3 separate regions of the Mus musculus genome follow, and all the other regions are linked to region 2. A link is a loop called in an ENCODE intact Hi-C map of the cell type or tissue named here. Cell type or tissue: left cerebral cortex. All regions are shown on one strand. Each heading gives the region's core, and the rest is flanking DNA. Links, peaks and the distances in the headings are about the cores only.

Evidence for each region. Hi-C counts contacts between places; a loop is a spot of excess contacts. Peaks named below come from ENCODE experiments on the same cell type or tissue, not always from the same donor. Only the 100,000 strongest peaks of a DNase experiment are listed, where the experiment ranks them.
Region 1: it touches region 2 in a loop (12-fold over the local background); 20 of 42 quality-filtered maps call a loop at or near these places.
Region 3: a loop joins it to region 2, with 8 times the contacts of the local background. A loop is called at or near these places in 20 of 42 quality-filtered maps.

What each region holds. Positions count from the first base shown.
Region 1 is chr17:30,369,634-30,374,648 of GRCm38, reverse strand. All of the region lies in intron 6 of Btbd9 (BTB (POZ) domain containing 9), which reads left to right. Among named protein-coding and RNA genes, the nearest start is that of Btbd9, 200 kb to the left of the region's middle. In left cerebral cortex, for the core only: no CTCF peak of the experiment used is centred there; a DNase peak (open chromatin) is centred at 2,351.
Region 2 is chr17:30,883,273-30,888,287 of GRCm38, reverse strand. No RefSeq gene overlaps it. Among named protein-coding and RNA genes, the nearest start is that of Glp1r, 16 kb to the left of the region's middle. In left cerebral cortex, for the core only: no CTCF peak of the experiment used is centred there; a DNase peak (open chromatin) is centred at 2,459.
Region 3 is chr17:30,381,048-30,386,062 of GRCm38, reverse strand. The region is part of intron 6 of Btbd9 (BTB (POZ) domain containing 9); the gene reads left to right. Among named protein-coding and RNA genes, the nearest start is that of Btbd9, 190 kb to the left of the region's middle. In left cerebral cortex, for the core only: no CTCF peak of the experiment used is centred there; DNase peaks (open chromatin) are centred at 2,225, 2,776 and 3,002; H3K27ac peaks cover 1,098 bases.

The DNA.
Region 1 (5,015 bases), core at 385-4,384, 510 kb after region 2:
TATTCAATATGTATGCAGCACTCTCCAGAGAAAGGGAAAAAAATCCTATTCCCAGCTGCATGGCAGAAAGCTGTATTTTTATTAAGATCTTTGACTGACAATATAAATCATAAATCACCAGCATGATGCTTGAGGCACCAGAATATCCAGAGCAGAAATATAACCTGCAAAGTGTGCCGTGCTGGTGTACTTTAAAATGCATGGTGCCCAAGATTTGAAAGCAATTATATGCCAAATCACGGGATGCAATTTTTTAGGCAGTTCTTTGCCTTGTGAGTCTCCCTGATCTTGTGTTCCATCTTTATCATATCAGCTGATGGTAACCAGCTTGATATTTGTGTGTCTGAGTGATTAGCTCTTGTAAAAGGTGGTGAATAATTATCGCACATTCATAAGACATTCATGTCGCACAGAGAATGCTCGTGTGGTGCAACGCTGCTGTCTGCAGTGCAGGTACTCAGACGTGTGTTGGTATGATATTGCAGTTGTAGAGGAAAGGGGAGTCATCTGAAGTTCCTGGCTCTGTTTGAAATGCACGAAGAGTATTCCATTTGCTTGCTTTTGGGGTAGCACCTGTGTCCTTAACAATTTATTGTGGCATATTAAGCCATGAAACAGGCCACATCCTGAGAATAGTTCTTTGGCAGACAAAGGTGCAGATTTTATGTATTGAGTTAAAGGAAATGAAACTTTCCCTGCAAGGATAAGTAGAAAGGAATTTGGCTGTGGAGGTAATAAATATCTTTAAAATGTGATGAAAACACGTTTAAAAGGTTCTTTATTAAATTCTACTTCTATTAATTAATTTCTATACTATAAATTACCCAAGATGTCCTGCTAGTGAAAGACAGCTCAAAGATCATGTGGAGCCTTGGTACATTGCATAGCCCTAAAAGGAAATTATGTGGAGTCTCCTGACACCTCTTTCGCCTTTGTTTAAAGAGCTCGTTTGCTCATGTGAAGCCTGCGCTCTAACATACCTCAGAAAAGATAATATATTATGAGACAATTTATTAACCCTTTTAGAAATGTTGCTTTGATTGTAAGATTTTAGTATTTCAGAAGTTGTGAAGTTTTAACTTGAATTTAGTTGAAATGACCCACAGCTTTGGGCTGTTGATATTTATTAGGAACAGTCATTTTAAGGTTAAAGCTTTGAAGGGAGTATAGGTGCCTTATATACTGCTCACCTCCCAGCTGAAGGATTGATGGCCACTGCTCCTTTTAGAACACTGTATTAGAAAGGGACCATGTTGAATCCATATAAACACAGTAAATTTCATTTGATGTTTCCATTCAGCCAGTTTGAATTCTGCCTGTTCAGGGGGAGATAGGAAAAGCTATTACCTCCTGCGCTGAACATACACAGGTAACACAGTATCCAGAGCTATTACCCCCTGTGCTGGACATACACAGGTAACACAGTATCCAGAGCTATTACCCCCTGTGCTGGACATACACAGGTAACACAGTATCCAGAGCTATTACCCCCTGTGCTGGACATACACAGGTAACACAGTATCCAGAGCAAGGTGCAGAGCATCAAACAAAAATTATCGAGGAAATCTTAAGTCGTCTGCACTCCCAAAGTGTGCAGGGTCCCTCCCTGCCTCCCTCCTGCCTAGCTTCTTCCTTCCCTATCTTTTTCCCCCATAAAAACAAAAACCAAACATACCAGAAGAGCCTCTAATGTTGGGAAATCACCACCACTGTCACAGAAGTCAAATAGCAGAGAGGCCCTAACTGCATTGTGAGACTGCATTGGGTTAACCCAGGCACCTCAGATCAAGTTCACCACAGCAGACTTTCTGTCATGGACAATTTTATTGAAGTGTTCTCCTGGCTCGAAGTGCACATCTGAACATTTAAACCCAGATATGCTAACAGATGTCTCTTGAGCAACAGCATCATCAAACCAGACTTCACCTGAGTGAGGAAAATCCTTTTCCCATCATTTTTTATTTTCACTTGGAGATTACATTTCACCGTAGACGACAGGCCCAGGGACTGTGATGAGAACCTGAGGAGGTGGAAGTGTCTCGTCTGATCAGTGTGAGGGGAGCACATGCATCCCCAATGAGCGCTACCACCCAGTTCTAAGCCTGCAGAATGCTAATGAAAGGGTCGTTATTTTCCTGCCTTGGTCTTTGGGCCTCTTTTCTTACAGATGTCTTGACACGCTGTGAATTCGCTGTTCTCCATTCTGATTCTGTGTGTATGTGTTTGGCATCTGGGCAAGTCCTGTTCTCAAGAATTTGAGGGAACAGTTTATCTGTTGGCTGATTTCTCTTTTGGGCACAGATGGAACAAAAGGAGCGGTACAGTTTTAGATGGTTTCTTTCAGATCCATTCGTTGTATCTTAAGTTATTCTTCATAACCTCTGTCACACTGCCCAGATTCCAACCATTGGATGATGCGGGTGACATACTTGAGCCTGTCATATGGTGTTTTTCTTATTTCTAGATTAAATACGGCCTTCTGTTTTGAGTCAGCCTGTAAAGGTTCTCATTAAAGAAACATGATAGTAGTTGGGGCCAAAAAACAAGATGTGATTGTTTAATGGAACTTTTTTGTTTTTGTTTTTCAAGACAGGGTTTCTCTGTGTAGCCCTGGCTGTCCTGGAACTCACTTTGTAGACCAGGCTGGCCTTGAACTCAGAAATCCTCCTGCCTCTGTCTCCCGAGTGCTTGGATCAAAGGTGTGCGCCACCACGCCTGGCTTAATGGGAGCTTCTAAGGAAGGCGAATGTCCAGAAGGAAATTCTCAAATGTTTCTGTTCGTTGCATCTGAAGGATCCTGCCTTGCATCACACAAGGTCACTGTAAAAGGATCTCTCACACTTCTGTCTTCACATCTTTGAGGGGTTGGCTCAGGAACTCCATGTATACCCAAACCCAAAACACCAATATCGTGTTCTCTGGTGTCTAATGACATAGTGTCTGCATGTAACCCACACACCTTCTCCTGTATATGGTGTAGCACCTGCAGATAACCTTTAATACTTAATCAGGTACGGGTGTCAGGAACATAGTTGTCATCCTTAATGGTTAGCATGGGTGTTTAAAGAAAATCATTTGTTTCAGAATAGATGCAGCTGTTTTCTTCCAGTTTCGTTTTGAGGTTGATTGAATTCATGGTCATGGAACACATGGGTATGGGCAGCTTACTAAGCATATACTGACCACGTGAGAACTAAGGTCAGAAATAACCACCTACATAGGACAGACGTTTGGTGGGGACATGCATCTGAAGTTAAAGCGTCTTTATATCGGTCAGAATTTTGAAATTCGACTTCTAACGCGGGACCTATTGTACTCACCAAATAGAGCAGTGGTTCAGTCATGAATCGTTGGGGGTCAAATGACCTTTAACAGGGGTTGCCTATGATAACTGGAAAGCACACAGATATTAACATCATGATTCATAACAGTAGCAAAACTATAGTTATATAGGAACAATAAGAATAATTTGATGATTGGGGTCACCACAGTGTAAGGAACTATATGTTAAAGGGTCACAGCATTAGGAAGGTTGAGAACCAGGGCTTTCAAGCATCATACTGTACCCTTGAAATAGCAAACTTTCACTTGCTGCTAGTGTTGAGGGGAGTACTGCACTCTGCTAAGCAAGTGTTTGGACCCCTAACATAAAATTTTGAAGTGGCCCATTTGATATTCTATCTTAATTTATCCTCATATGAGATCAGTATTCCTCAAGTAGAGTTAGGTATTATAACTTGTAGGATAAATGAAGTAAAATAAATAAAAATAAATACTATAGTTTTATTGTTTACACAGATGAATAATAGTTTACAAAACAATACCACAGCCAGGCAATTGTGGTGGCACACGACTTTAACCCCAGCACTTGGGAGGCAGAGGCAAGTGGATCTCTGTATGTTCAAGACCAACCAGCTCTACAGAGTGAATTTCAGGACAGCCAAGGCTACACAGAGAAACTGTGTCTTGAAAACAAACAAACAAAAACAAGCAAACAGTGCCATGAAGATTAGAATTGTCTAATCTCAAATAAAATGCCTATATTTTCATTTTTAAGCACATACCAATTAAAAAAAATGTAACGTTCTTCATAAACACAGGAAATTTATTATTTAACTTGTCCTAGTAACCTGTTCATCTGTTCAACAGCTACAGTTTTTAATGATTAATTTTGTATGTGAAACTGACAATTTTCTGCAGGTATCATTAGTTTAACAATTTACTCTTACAATAATGCTCACCTTGAGTTTACTGTTAAGATTTCTCATAAAAAAAGAATATGGTAAAGGTTCTGTGAAGTCTGACAGCCTGAACTCCATCCCTAAGCCCACTGGAGAGGAGAGAACTGCCGCTGGCTTGTCATCTGCCTTCCCCACGCCTACTGTGTCACACACACCCTGCAGTGCACTCACATGCATACCCTCCAGGGCAGACACACGCACGCACGCACGCACGCACGCACGCACGCACGCACGCACCCTCCAGCTCACACACAGACACACAGACGGAACATTTACATGAGAAATGTAATGAATATTTTAAGGACTTGAAATTATCATACCCAGTTTCACCTGTGTTGCTCACCTCTGCTTGAAAGTGAATAATCAGATATTAACACTAAATACACATGTGTATACTGTTCTGATGGCTGGTTTTGCTAGTTAAAATGATAGAGCTTTTGTGATCGTGTCATTACAGATCATGAGTAGTGCATTCAGAGTGTGGAAGTTGACCTTAAGCTCTGCACACTTAACCAAAGACTGAGGCTAAAGCCTAATTTCAGATAGTTGAGATCAACGCAAACGTGATGCAGTTTCTATACTGATATAGAACATTAGTTTCCCGAAGGGCCTGGTCGCACAAACCTGTAATCCCAGTATTTGGGAGTTCAAGGTAGGAAGAATCAAGGCTACCTGGTCTACGTAGTTAGAGCTGTCCCCCAAAATAAAAAAATAAATAAAATATAAAAAAAAGAAAAAGGAAAGGAAAGAGCTTTGTGTTGCTGTTTATACATG
Region 2 (5,015 bases), core at 682-4,681:
CTGTGCCTCCTGCCTTGATGATAGTGGACTGAACATCAGAACCCATAAGCCAATCCCAATGAAATGTTGTCCTTTATACGAGTTCTTGGTCATGGTGTCTCTTCACAGCAGTAAAAACCTAACTAAGACACCTGTCATTTCTAAGACCCCTCCCCTACCTGTCCCTTCCCCTCACAAGACCAGCACCAGAACCACCCTCTTTTCTGTTCTAAAAGTACCCTCCCCACCTCCACCTCCACCTCCACCTCCACCTCCACCTCCACCCCAGACACTTAATGATGCCTTGGCTTATGGCTCATTTGCCAAATGGGAAAGCAAACAAAGCTGATGAACCTCTGGGGCACCTGGTGACTCAGATGTCCACCCCTCCCCAGCCAGCTGCTCCTGAGGAAGGAGATGGGTGAGTCCTCAGAGGGCAGACTCACAGAATTAAGTTTAAACAGAAAAGTTCCCTACTGAGAAAAATCTGACAGTGTCAGTATATCCTCAGATGGAGTGATGGAGGCAAGACCTTGAAACTGGCATGGCTGGGGGTCAATCCCAGGGCTGATGCCCCAGATCTTGTGTGACAGACCCAAGACAATGAATGTGTCTCTCAGTGGCAAGCCCAATTCAGTCAAGGGCTTGGAGACCTCTTTTTTGTACTCCGTAGTGTGGCAGAATGACTAACCGAAATTTCATTTTGGCTCATGGTTGTAGAAGGCTCGATGCCTGGCTCCAGGTGCTGGGGCAGAACATCGTGGTGACAGAAGTGTGTGCCAAAGTGGGTGTCCATTTCACAGCAAACCAGGAAGTGGAGGGAGAATGGTTGGGAGGGAGAGAGATAAAGACTGGGGACCAGACCTAACCCTCAAATGCATGACTCTGGTCACCAAGGAGGCTTCACTCACCTCTCAAGGTTTTCAAAGTCTCCCAAGATAATACCACCAACTGGAGACCAGAGATTCAAAATGTGTGTGTGCATGCGTGTGTGTATGTGTGTGTGTGTGTTGTACACACATGTGTATGTGCTCAAGTGGATTTTGTATTCAAACAAAAGCACTTCACCCTGCCCACCAAGGGATTTTTTAGTCTGGTTGCCAATGGTGTTCCTCAAGGCGAGCTTCTGAAGGTCGTGCCTTTGCAAGACTGGACTAACATAGCTATTGTGAGTACTGGGAACAGTTGCAGTAATGTCAGAGGTTTGAGAGGCCCAAGGAAATAGCCACTACTTGTCACACTCTTGACATCTAGAGGACACTAAACAAAGGAGTTGGGGTGGGGGTGAGATTAGCAAGTTGTACTCCATGCCTTGCATGGTGACACTGTTGCGGTTCTGTATGGACACACCTTATGACCCCAGGATGCTGTGTCTGTGAGACACCTTGCACGAGTTGGTTATCGCATCCACCATGGGGGTCCTGGGGATTGAACTCCAGTCATCAAGCTTGATGGCAGGTGCCTTTACCTCTGATCTTTCTTGCCCGTGTGTCCCCAGTGCTGGTATTATTGGTGTGCATCACTGGCAGTCTGAATGATGGCCACATAGCTGCCCCTTTGGTCATAACTTCATCTGATGACATACCTATGACCCAAAGCTCTGACCTCTAGGCAAAGACCATTCTCTGTGCCTCCCTATCAGGAATACTCGGACTCACCTGAGTATCCACTGGGGCTTTAAATAGAAGCAGTGGTGAGTAAAACCCCATCAACTCATCCAGACAACGATGCTCAAAGCTGCCATTGCTAAGAAGGCCTCAGGTTCCCCGCTCACAATGTTGTTTAGGGAAGGCCCTACTTAAAATGTTGGAAGCCAAAGCACAGAGGTGGGGGTGTGAACATGTAGCGCCACCCCTAGCTGTTAGCTATGTGATGGCCACTGAGACAGGAAGTGAACTGGAAACTTAAGGGTTCTTTGGAAAGTCAGTCGTGTCAAATGGTGTTTTGCTGGGGCAGACACATGAAGGAGTGTTTTCCTGATGCAGACACAGGTGAAAAAAAAATGTTTTGCTAAAGCAAGCATATGAAAGGACTCATAATGAAGGATTCTTCAGAAATGGCACACATGTATTGGTCTGCCTTACATTTCGTGGTTGAACTCCATTTGTCGGGACTCCACAGAGTGTTCTGGCAGCTTCCTGCTGTTTCTGTGGACTCTGACTGATTGGCTGAGTGATGCCAGCTGATATAGACTCACATGGAGTTTTGCTAAGACAGACTGACTTGCTGAGGCAAGACCTGTGATGTTTGGGGGGGGGGTAGTATAAATAGGACTCAGTGGACAGTGACGGAGGAGGCTGGCTTGCATAGCTAGCTTTGCAACACTTCTTGATCTTGCATCTTCACTGATCTTTACTTCTTTGAGAGAGGCATGGCAGAGAACTTCTGACAGAGGCCTGGCTGCCTCCGCTAAGTTATGCCACTACTGCTGATTGTGTTTGCTATCCTGAGACTACTGAACTAGACTACTGATGTTTTTTCGAAGTGTTTGTGGGTGGATTGAGCTGCCTCTGCTGAATCCTGCAGAGTGAGCTGCTGATTTCCTAACAACGCAAATGGGATTTGCTTCAAAGAACAATTTCTAAATGGGTCCACTCCCCCTGTATCCTAATAACCTTTCTTTTCCACTACCTCAGGTGGGTGGTGGGCTAGCAGGGAAGTTAAAGCGTTTAAGAACCACTTTTAGAATCAGGGTTGAGAAAATTTTAAGCTTATAAGAGAGAGTCAGGATGAGGTTTTTGTTTGCTTTGTTTTAATGGTGTGTCTCCTGGTAGGCTGACCGCACTCTCAAGAGGCCCAGATCTCAAGAGTTGCAGAGCAACAGATGCTGGCATGATGGGAAAAGAAAAAAAAGTAAGAGGTAAAAGAAGAAATCTCCAAGTTGGAAGGAAGGGATGGGGGTTGAGAGGGAGTCTGGGGAAGAGTTGTGGGGAGTGACTATGTTCAAAATGCATTGTATGAAATTCTTGAAGAATTGGTACTATATGTTGGAAGAACTGAGTCTCCATTTCCATGCTTCCATTACTCTTTGTCTCAGAGGCAGATCACACACACCCTGTGTGTGCACACATTTGCTTGTATGTAGTGCATGTGTGTAGGTCAGAGGTCAACCTTGGATGCCTTTTTAAAACATTTTTAAAAAATTATTTATTTATGTATGTCTATGTGTGAATGTCAGATTCAGTCAAAGGTCAAAGCTACATCAGATCCCTTGAAGCTAGAGTTAGAGACAGTTGTGAATTGCTCATTGTGGGTGCTAGGAATCAAACTCTTTTGAGTTCTGTAAGTACCACCACTGAGCCATCTCTCTAGCCCCAATCTTAGATGTCTTAACCTCAGGAGTCATCCATCTTGCTTTGTGAAATGTGGTCTCTGGTTGTCCTGGAGTTCACTGATTTGTGGAGGCTGGTTGAGCAGCGAGCCTTGGGGACCCTCTTGCGTCTGCTTCCCCAGTGCTGGATCACAAGTGTATACCATCTGTTGGTATTCTGTCTAGACTCCACCCCTACAGTTACCTGGCAACAACCAGGTAGGCCTGGCCCACGATAAAAGGGGCTGCTTGGCCCCTCCTCTCTCTCTCTCTTACTCTCTTGCCTCTCTCTTGCCTCTTGCCCCCTTGTTCTCCCTCTCTCCATGTGGTCATGGCTGGCCTCTACTTCTCTACTCTCTCCTTCTCTCTGCCTTTCTCTTCCTCTACTACCCTCTTAAACTCCCCTCCCCATGCCCTTAGTGAACTCTATTCTATAGTATACCATCGTGTGTCTGGTCCCTCAGGGGAAACGGATGCCTCCGCATGGGCCTACAGAGGCACCCCCTTCCCCCACACCCCGCCAGAACATATTCTTGTAGCTCTTCCTCTTTTTGTGATCACAACACCATCACCAACCTTGGCTGTTGATGTGGATGCTGGAGAACAAGCTCAGGTTCTTATGCTTGTGTGAGAAACATGGCTACTGACCAAACCATTTCCCCTTCCCTTTGGCTCTCTCCTTTCTCAACGCTGCCCCCTGCTCTCAGGGTTGCTGGGCAGAGAATACACACCAGAGAGTTTTGGAGACTGCCCAATGTGAAGGAAATGGTCTTGGTGACCCCCCCCCCCCCGTGGTGTCCTTGAGGCTCCATGGTCACACGCAAAGCCTTTCTGTCCAGCTGTGACTCTCAAAAGTCTGGGGTGGAGGCCAAATCAAACCCAGACACAGTGTGTTTGTTTATTATTATTATTATTATTATTATTATTATTATTATTATTTACTTATTCATTCGTTTCTTGCAGTGCTGGAGATCGGACCTATCACCAGTCCTGACACAGTTTAAATTTTGCTTCTTTGGGACCCCTCTACCACGAGAATGCTCTGATCTTATTTCCTTTGATTGACTCACCCCTTTACAGCTCAAACTAAATTCTCATTTCTACAGACATCCCCAGTCTTCCCAAAGAAAAGGCAGGCTTCCTTCCTCTCTCTGTTTCTCTAGCTCTCCATCCTTAGAACAATGGCCACTTCCTGGTTTATATGCTATCTTATGGACAGAGCCGGAGTTCTGTGCTCTGATAAGTATCTGAGATCTTGGTCCCTCCTGCATTCCTCCTAGGGGTTGGCACGGAGTTTAGAGTGTGCGAAGGGCACACAACGCCCCCGGGCCTGGTGGCTGAGAATTGGAATGGACCTCAGAGGTGATCAATGTCTTCCGAGCCTGCAGGCGGGAAGATGAGTGGCCAGGCTCCCCGGATCAGGTCCATAAACATCTTTTTGACAGAACAGACTAACTTCAAAGCCTAGCAATTTTAGATTATATTTGCATTGGAGGCTTTTAAAGTAGCAAAACTTTAGATTTATGTCTTTGTGAACAGATGTGGAAAGGAAAATCAATTCCTCGTAGGATTGGCTTATTTGTTTTTTATCTCAGTACTAAATATTATGCAGCGAGTGACAAATTAATACATAAATTGACCCGGAGACATCTACATACTGGATGGGTGATCAGAATGGAACGAGTGGCTCTAGCCACTCAGAGTCAGGAAGAATGGATGCTTGCCT
Region 3 (5,015 bases), core at 668-4,667, 500 kb after region 2:
TCCCAGGCCCTAGGAGATAGAAGCAGGAAGATGAGGTGTTCAGAGTTACCCTTGACTGCGTGGGAAGCTCGAGGCCAAGCTGCCTTATATGAGGTGCTGTTTCATAAGAAAACAAGCCCAAAACCCAAACAAACAAGCCTCCCCCCCCCCCCTTTAAAAAACAGGGAATGAAAAAGAAATGAAAGTTGCCTGAGGATTGTAGCTGTAACCCTGACTACATGGTGGTGGCCCTGGCTGAGACATCCATGACATGGGAGAGGAAGATGGACCTCGGGACAGTAGTAGAGAGATGTTGGTGCTGTTAGGATTAAAACATTCTAGAAGAAAAAACTTCCTTTTTTTTTTTCTTTCAAATTACTTAATTTCTGTAAACATATTTCTGACATGTCATGATACCAGAATAAATGCCCCTGTCTTCATGAATGTCCACTGAAGGAGGCAGATATAGTGAAAGGCTGAGGTACATAAAAACCAGTTGAGATATATGTCATGGAAGGAAAGGGACTGAGGAGATTTTGTGAAAGGAGAGTATAACAGCCTGATCTGGGAAGGGACTGAGCAGATGCTGTGCTTGGAGCTGTGGCTGTACTGACGTCTGGTAGTCCTGTGTCATGGGGCATTGTAGGGCAAGTGAATTGGTGTTTATGTCATAGGGCTGCAGGGAGGCGTAAGTAGACAATCCATGTGTGGGGCTGGCCTGACTGGGCACAGAGCAGTCTTAAAGAATAATTTATTAGATGTTGTGTTTACATCACCACGAGCTGTAACAAATCTGAATCTACCTTTCTGTTGATGTTGGAGCTGAACCAGCCCTAATGGCCTTGCTGAGACAAGAGTGGACGTGGGATGAATGCTAGAGGATGACCACTGGGCAAATGAAGGAAGAGAAGGTCACAAAGGACCTGAGGTGGAGTGGGCAGCCAGACTGCAGAAGAACCTCCAAAGGCTGACAGCATGGCTCAGTGCAGACCCCCGTCTGACAGACATGCAGGAAGTGGCAGAGGAAAGGGCTGGTCTTGAGGATGGGTGGATAGTGAAGCTAGCTGCCTCCCAGGTCACCAGGTTGAATAAAGATGGAAGAGAGGCCAGGGAGCCTTCAGGGACACAGTAGTGTACTTTTTGGCTCAGTTTCAGAAGAGTGGAGGATAAAGGACATCCTGAGAAGCTGAGCCTTCAACGAGGAAATAGACATTGTATGAATGTTGAGTTTAAGAAGCTTGATGCTAAAGGGAAGGAAAGGAGAGAGTAGTTGCTGAGAAGGATCTTGGCTGAGGACCTAGCAGAGAGAGCCATTGCAGGTAGTGGAGGATGGCCTTGGGCATGTAGTTCACTGGTGGAATATAGACCTAGCATGTACAAGACTTTCACTTAAATCATTATCACTGCAAGAATAACGGAAAGAATAGATTGCAAAGGAGGAGTAACAAGGTGGGGGAAATCGTAAACCAAGCAGGTGTCAGTCAGAAGGCTACCTGCAAGGGAGTTTGGGAAGTAGAGTTTTTATTCTGGGTCAGCCTAGGCAACTTATGGTCTCTGCCATAGGTAATCTAACTCAGCTAGAGTGGATGGTGAGTATATACAGAGGTTAAATGGGTTACTGCTTTCTAGTAATCTTATCTCTCTGACAGGTAAACTGGTAACCAGAGGGTTAAGTAAAAAGGCCACAGGTGACAGGGGCTGGGTAGCCCAACAGAGAAGTGAGCGGTCACACTCGCAAACCAGACATCAATTCTGTTCCACTGGGGCCTTTTTTGTGATAGGTCTCATATTTTTAGTTCATCCAGTAGACAATGTGAAAGTTTGGTGCTTTACCTCCATTTAATCTTAGTATTCTAAATATAGGTAGTGTTAGCTACATTACATTAACGTCTAGAAAGATTAATATGCTAGTAGGATTTAGATGTGGCCCATTCAATAACACTTTACATTGGGTTTAATTTCATTTTTGTGCAGAAACTCATTTGGCTTTTGAGACCCAGTCGTTTCTCAGTATATTTCAAAATGTTTTTGTTATCTTTCCACCATAGAACCTGATAGGGGAACATTGGTGAAAGGGGTTCCTGACTGTTCTGTTCATTTAAAGGCAAATGCTCTGATTTGTAGAATAAGCAAGCGTTACTTTGTTCTAATGTTGGAGAACGCTTCTCATCTTAGAAGACCCATGAGAGCAGAACAGTAATGGAGTGGCTGAAGCCCCGAGCCAGTGAGCAGGGAGTGTGGGAGTCCTCCCAGCCCCTGCATGCTCTTTAAAAATAGACATGAGAACAAATTTTAAGAAAACCGTGTTTAGTTTTCTAAGGTTGAAAGGAGCCGAGTATATTGAGCTCTGTTTCACCAGAGCTTGTCTTCTTCGTTATTTTATTTGATGGTTTGGGAGTTTCTTTAAGTTGTAGACCTTTATGCCCAGAAGAGGGATGGTGAGTGGGCCTGAGAGTCACTGAGAGCTATAGAGCAAGTAGCTAGACCAGGAGGGGCTTGGGGGCCTGGCTGAATAATCAGGCTGTGGCTTTTGTTGTCTTTGTAGCTTGCTTAGTCCAGTAGAAGCCCTCCAAGGGGGTATTTCCTTTTTTTCTTCATAGTTACCTTGCCTCTGTGTCTGAGAAACAAAGTGAAGCAGTTGTTTATTGCTAGAGTGGCTTCCTGTTCAAGCTCTGAGCGTGGTGGGAGGTGGAGAAGCCAAGACGAGAAGCTGGTGTGCCTGTGTGCTCTAATCAACCCTCCATCCACTGGTTGCTTTGGCTTGAAGGGCTGGAGGAATGATGAGTCCATCAGCTCTGAGTGGTGTCCTCTGGCACACAGTGGTATGGAGGACCGAGTGGGTGGCTGTGCTTTGAGGTTAGGATAGACCACATGCTTCTAAGAAAGCTGGAAAGATCCAGTGATGTCACTTCTCACTGAAGACCTCCCAGGGCTCCTCACTGACTGAGACCTTTACCTTAAGATACATGGCCCACCCACCTTTCTGGTTGTCTTATCGTTTCCACCAGTATCACTATCCTACCTTGTTGGCGGCTCACCGTACAGAATTGAGCTTTCTCTGTTTGCCCAGCAGATTTCTTGCTCTGGCCTACGTTGCCATCTGACTTACATGGCTACCTACCTAACTTTCCTGTGCTTAACATCACACCTTAGAACCACATCTGTTGCAGATTTGGGTCCTCTGCTCTTCTCCTTTGTATAGTCTTCCTCACTCCCTGCCCACCCACCCCCATTCAATTTCACGGGCTCTGTGAGATTGGTTAATCACAGATATTCGTGTCCTGCCTGGATTCTTGCCCTGCACCACCAGCCACAGATACTGAAGTGTGGCATTGCAGAACTTTGTGCAGCTCCATGACAGCTCTTTAATGCTGTGTGCCATTTGGTCCAAGGCTATGAGTGGAAGAAAGGGTATAGTCTACAGAGAGGGAGGAGGCAATCCCGGAGACCTTTAGGTTGCTCCCAGTAAAATGGTGGCAAGATGGTCTGAGACCTGAGGGTCCCACCTTGCCCCTTGCCGTTGTTTGTACTGTAGCCAGGTGTCTTTGTTAAATGCATGTCTACTCTCATTTCTTATTTCAGAACATCCAAAGTACTTTCCCTTTCCCAGAGAAACTCCACCACCCTACTTTGTGTGCTCTTTGCTGATATCCTTACCTCTCTAGCTTGTTCAGAGACCTCCTGTGGTCTTCAGGTCTGTGCTTATTAGTTATCCGTTGTGTGTGGCAGCAGGCCCCAAGTGTGACAGTGTCAGGTACTTGTTACCCCTCATGTCGGTGGGTTTGCACTTCATACAGGAGCCTAACTGAATGGCTGTTACTTGAGGTGTCTGTTCAAGCTGCTAGAAAAACTATGGAAAACTAGACAGCATAGAGGCAGCAACTGCTTCTTCCACTTCTGGAAGCTGAGAACAAGGTCCCAGCTTCAAGCTGATCCATAGTTAGCACTGGTCTCAAATGATGGCCCCTAAGTCCCCATGCCATCAAAGGGGTGAGATTTTAACACAGGAATTGGGAGGCAGGGAATGAACTTTTAATCCGTAGCAGTCTGTTAGAGAATTGTAGTCGCGTGCTTGGCAAACAGACATGCTCTTGTCATGGGATGTAGTGCCTAGCTGTATTGTCCTTTAGGTTTTGCTGTTTTCTGAGAATAGGATCTTGTCGTGTATATCAGGATGGCTGTGAACTCAGTGCCTTCCAATCCCTTCCTACCTCAGAGTACTGTGCTTACAGGTATATGGCATCGTACCTAGCCGTTCTATAGACAAACAAAACTGCATTCATGTGTGGTTAAGGGCATTTGTTAGAATTACTTACAACTGATAGGGTTGAATAGTCTAGCGGAGGTGATCTCCATGCTACAGAGGTTGAAAACTTAGTAGCTGTTCAACCTGTAAAGCTGGATCTTGATTGGTTCTATTCTGTAAGTAAAGTCTGGAAGATTCCTGGAGTGTCACTGGTCTTCATTCACATTAGAAGGCCAGGAAGCTGTATATTCTGTCACCAGTAAAGGTGGCAGCAATGACAGCAGCAAGAGGATAAACAGATAAGCACATGTGAGCACACACGCACATGCACACACACACACACAGACACATACCCTATCCCTCCCCTGGACTCATCTCTTAGCTGATTGTTGATCTAATCAAGGTTAACTTCATTGTGCCCAGCCCCATGGTGCCTTCTCTAAAATGCTGATGTCATGTCCATACAGCATTGTGACTGTCCCCAGTAAAACATATTCCGAGAGAACAGGGCAGGACCCACATGCTTGTTAGTTTCTCCTTGCCTAGCCTCAGTCACATTGGGTCATTCACAGGATCAGGCTGAGGAGGAGGGTTCACACAACGTTGTGAATGACACAGACAAGCCGTGGGGCCGTGTTGGAGGCTGTGGGCTAGGATGAGGTGCAGCTATGGAATCTGTGTAAACTCTTAACTTGGGACACTCTTACTTTGTCCTTCAACATCCCTGTGTGTGACTTGTCTTGCTTCTCTTCTTGTCTTCCTCTGTGTTTACCACTGAGATTTGATGTGG